Linked DNA regions of Homo sapiens: region 1 is linked to region 2. Evidence: read pairs that join two places in POLR2A ChIA-PET (ENCODE). Cell type or tissue: endothelial cell of umbilical vein. All regions are shown on one strand.

Region 1 (2,500 bases), 78 kb before region 2:
TGTGGTGGGTGTTTAATAGATGCTGATGGAAGTTGGATTTCATTCATCTGCTCATCAAGATGTGTTTTGCTCTTTGTCCCAGCAAAACCACAGCTTTTTAAAAGATCAGGATCAGGAACAAGGTCATTAAAAATATATTTTAAAATGGAAATTAAAACAGAAAGGAGGTGTGAGGATTCTTGCCAGTCCAATCAACATGCAGTTTCTCAGTGGAGGAATCACAGAAATGCGGGCTGAGAAGGGTGTGCCTTCCTAAAAAGGGGCAGGGAGAAGGGCAGCTGGGATGGAATGTCATCCTTCCCTTAAGCACTGGATTCTCACGAACACATATCTGCCACCTGGTAATTTCACCTCACTAGCTCCATGCATCAATGTATTTAGAATCTCTTTTTTATCATAAAGTTAGCATTGCCATTAAAACAACATCTGCATTATATTTTAGAAATAAAACTTACATCATATAAATTAAAGTGAGATAATTGTGTGAAAGTGCTTTTTAAATTAAAAAGCAAAATCAAATTTTTATGTGAAAAACCCCTCTGTACTGAAAGGGATCTGCAAATAAACTAGTGCTAGCAAATATTTATAAAGTACTTTTAAGATGTGAAAATTAATCTCTGGGCCAACAAGAGAAGTGATGGATGACCACTTAGTTTAAAAACGGTCCTACAGGCATCTGCAAATGTGCACTAAAACAACCAGGTTCCAACAAGCCCTTTCCCACTGTAAAGAAACAATGGAGTTATTATTTTTGCCACTTAAGGCTCTCATCAAGATGTTATCTTCATAAGTTAATGCACATTTTTAAAAGTAAATAAACATTTCCATTAGGTTCTCCAGTTTCTCTAATTTGCTTATGGTGTTTGAGGCACAGAGAGTGAAGTATTTAAGTACTGAGATTGATTCATTTTTTTTTCCTGAATGTTTTGGATTTCTTAGCCCCTGGCTGGGGAAAACACCCATGCTAAAACAGCAATAACAGCATCACCACATCCTTTCACATCAACATGCATGATTTATCCTACGGAACAGAAGTAGCAAATAACAGCCAAGCTTCATTATTTTGCAGATTCCACATTTGCAAATGTTTCTACTAATTAACATTGGTTTTTAATCCCAAAATTAATACACAAAGCATTTTCAGACTTATTTGTGGACATGTGAGGAATGGAGAAAAATCTGAGTCACCCAATGTGCATGTTCCTGGCTGAGGTTGAACAAGGTGATGCTCTGCCTTCTTGTTTCAGCTCTCAGACTGTAAACAAGTGTCCTTTTCACAGTTGACATAGCACCACACCTTTCCCATTTTTGTGCTTTTTGTTAGTGACTTCACTGTTTAAGCAGGCCCTAAGTGTGGTGCTGAAGGGCTGTCTGGAGTTTCTGAGCACAAGAAGGCTGTGATGTGCCTTATGGAGCAAAAATGTGAGTTAGATAAGCTTCATTCAGTAATGAGCTCTACTGCTGTTGGCCATGAATTCAATGTTAATGAATCAACAACGTGTATTAAGTAAGGCATCTTTAAACAGAAACACACATAAAACAAAGTTATGTACTGATCCATTGATGAAAATGTTGTGACCAGTGGCTCACAGGAATCCAACTCCATATTTCCCCATAGAAACAACGGTTTGGCTAATTTGGTGTTTCCAGCAACTTTATAAAACATTACTACTGCAAATAATGAGAATCGACTGTATTAAGCTCTGGGTTTTTTCAATGAGAAAAATAAGACCCATGGAAGTTAAATTTTTTCTCCCAAGGTCACCTGTCCAGTTAGAAGCAGAGTAAGGGCTAAAACAGAGGAGTTTTGTTTCCAATCCAGTGATCATTTTTCTGCTTCATTCCTTCTTTCACCAACACTTTCATTATGAATGAAGATAAGGGCAATAATTTCTGCATAACGTGAGATGCTCAGATTTAGCTAGCATTTTCTTCCCCAGAGCACTGTCTTTCAAAGTGTTTAAAGCAGGCTTAATTTGACTCTTGAAGCCTCAAATGGCAAAAACTATATGACAGTTCAATTTAAGTTATAGAATTTTAATGTTTGGCTTACGATGACTCATGAATACAAGATATAGTCAGAACAGGAGACAAGACTAAACTTTTTTGAAAGTTCCCTCTGTGCCAGGCAAATGTAGCCGATTTCCACATATTATCTCATCTGATAAGAAATTAGTATGAGTTTCAGCAAATTAATTTGCCTACTATTATACCTTTTAGACAAGATGCGGTTTCTAAGAAAATGGATCATACATTTTTTTAAAGAAATATGCCTAACAAGTATGCCTAACGAATAGAGATATGGACTCAAAACTTACCTGACTCTTTCCTATTAGCAGCTAAAAATAAAAACACAAAATAAAAAAATCAACAATATCAAGTTCTGGCAAGGATTTGGAGCAATTGAAATCTTCATACCTTGCTATTAAAAAAATGTTGTAGCCACTTAGGAAAAACAGTTTGATGTTTCTTATAAACAAACACTTAATATATGACAAAA
Region 2 (2,500 bases):
CATGATTTGTTTGTAGCTGATTTTTTAGCCAGGCATCTCAGGTTGAGAGAGAGGTCACTATATTTAATAAACTCCAAAGCACTCAATGTGTATCAGGAACAATTCTAAGCACTTTACAGATGTAAGCTCAATTAGTCCTCACAACTCTATGAAGTGGTATGATTATTATCTTCATTTAATAAGTGAGTGAGTTAGGGCATTGAGAGGTTAAGTAACTTGCCCAAGGTCAAACAACTAATAAATGGCAGAATCAAGATATTAGCAAAAGCAGTCTGGCTCCAGAGTTTATGCTATGTAACTGGTCACTTGGATTTTTTTGTGGGTCTTCAAATACTATACACAAATATATTAAAAAGTAGGGATACAAGAAATTTTTTTGAAGTTTAAATTTCATTGTTTTCTTTCAAACTTGCTGGTGTTGCTAAGTAACTTTATATGTAGGCTCATATGGAGATAAGATTAAAGTCTAAATGTGAGGCTCAAGCCAGCTATCTCTGCTGCCCTCCCCACCACCCTCCTGCCAATAGATTCTGCTTCTATCTACCCCAGGTCTACCCTAAGTTCTACTTCAAACCTAAGCTCCTTATTGCCCTTTGACTCCTGACTGGGCTTCCCTGGAAAGTTTTCATACCATTTTCCTGACCTAATTTCTCCACTCGGAACACAGCTGTTGAATTCAGTTTCCACCAATTGCCCTGATCCATCTGCGGGTCTCTCCATTCACAGAGTCTCAGTTGTCTGCTCATCGCCCTTTGTTTTGAAGCTCACCCACATCATGCCTCACTTTCAGAGCCTCTTGTCTCCTGTTTTGTTCTCCGAGGTTTTTGTCAGAGCCCAACTTATTCTCCTATTCTGGGAGCAAGGCACGTGTTTCCTGACCAACTGTCTTTTTTCTGGCCAATCTTCCATTTCTCTGGTACCAACACCTTAAGGTTCTCAACCCACACGGCATCGTGGCAAGGGGCATTTTCCTTCACACTCTGCTGTCAATGTCTTTATCTCTTGGCCTGAAACTCACCCAGCTGCTTCAAAAAGATAGGCCAGCTCTGTAATTTTCTTTATGATTTTGAATTTTAAAAATCTATCTGGGGCGGGGCACGGTGGCTCATGCCTGTAATCCCAGCACTTTGGGAGGCCAAGGTGGGCGGATCACCTGAGGTCAAGAGTTTGAGACCAGCCTTGCCAATATGGCGAAACCCCGTCTCTACTAAAAATACAAAATTTAGCCGGGCATGGTGGCATGTGCCTGTAATCCCAGCTACTCAGGAGGCTGAGGCAGGAGAATTGCTTGAACCTGGAGGCGGCGGAGATCGCAGTGAGCCGAGATCATGCCACTGCACTCCAGCCTGGGCAACAGAGTGAGACTCTGTCCAAAAAAAAAAAAAAAAAAAATCTATCTGGGGCAGAAGGTAAGAGGGTGTATGATCAAGAAAACAACTGATCATAGTGACCATTTTGTCAGCTGTGCCCACAAATTACTAACAGCTCAGACAATGCAAGTCACATTTGATCCCGTAGGATTTAAAGCAGGGGTGGGTGAACTTTTCTGTAAAAGGCCACTTAGTAAGTATTTTAGGCTTTGTGGGCTATACAGTCTCTGCGCCAGCTACTAAACTCTGCCTTTGCTGGGTGAAAGCAGCCATAGATGGAAAAAAAAATGAGTGTGGCTTTTTCCAATAAAATTTTATTTACAGAAACAGACACTGGGCTAAACTTAGCCCAGAGACCATAATTTGCCAGCCCCTAAGTCAAAGCATTAAAACACTTTGTGGTGTTTTTCAGCTTTAACATGGATTTCCATGAAATCAGAGCCCCTCTTAATTGTTTCTTAGACCATACTTCATTAACTCTTCACTTCAGTAAAAATAAAATTAAAGTAAAATAAGAAACAGGATCCCTCACATAATTTGGCATATCCTCTTAAGCATAAGAACACATCTAAGACATGACAACCATTCGCTTCCAAAAACTGATAAACATCTGCTAGCACATAGAGTGCTTCAATCAGGTACTTTTTCACTTCCACAAAGCACACCCTTTTACAAAGTGTTCACAAAGGATCTCCAGACCATGTCTTGCCAAATATAGTTTTGAGATACCAACACAAACGTTGTACAGTCATGTCAATAACTGAGTATGCAAGAAGCACATAGTGCTGAGGCCTCAAGGAACAGTGGTTTGCCAATACCTGCCCCGGTGAAAATTTTCACAATTTGGGGCATTCTTGGCTATTCTACATTGTCCCCACAAGGCTCTGAGGTGCTCATTCATCAACTCATTTTTTTCATTTGTTTAACAAATGTTTTGGAGGACTGTCTTTGGGCCAGCTATGTTGCTAGGCACTTGGAATCCAATGGCAAGGCAAAGACAGAAAGACAAAATAACTAGCTAACTAACTAACTAACTAAATAAATAAATAAATAAATAAAACCAAAAAAGCAGAAAGGCCGACAGAAAGAAGAGACAGAAAAGAAAAGGACCGGTTTCTGACTTTAAAGAG

The links. ChIA-PET counts read pairs that join two places held together with the same protein. Peaks named below come from ENCODE experiments on the same cell type or tissue, not always from the same donor. Only the 100,000 strongest peaks of a DNase experiment are listed, where the experiment ranks them.
Region 1: POLR2A ChIA-PET joins it to region 2 with 6 read pairs; 2 of 35 experiments call an interaction of 5 or more read pairs at or near these places.

What each region holds. Positions count from the first base shown.
Region 1 is chr3:100,971,737-100,974,236 of GRCh38, forward strand. The region is part of intron 1 of ABI3BP (ABI family member 3 binding protein); the gene reads right to left. Among named protein-coding and RNA genes, the nearest start is that of ABI3BP, 20 kb to the right of the region's middle. In endothelial cell of umbilical vein, no CTCF peak of the experiment used is centred here; DNase peaks (open chromatin) are centred at 875 and 1,375.
Region 2 is chr3:101,049,561-101,052,060 of GRCh38, forward strand. No RefSeq gene overlaps it. Among named protein-coding and RNA genes, the nearest start is that of ABI3BP, 57 kb to the left of the region's middle. In endothelial cell of umbilical vein, no CTCF peak of the experiment used is centred here; no DNase peak of the experiment used is centred here.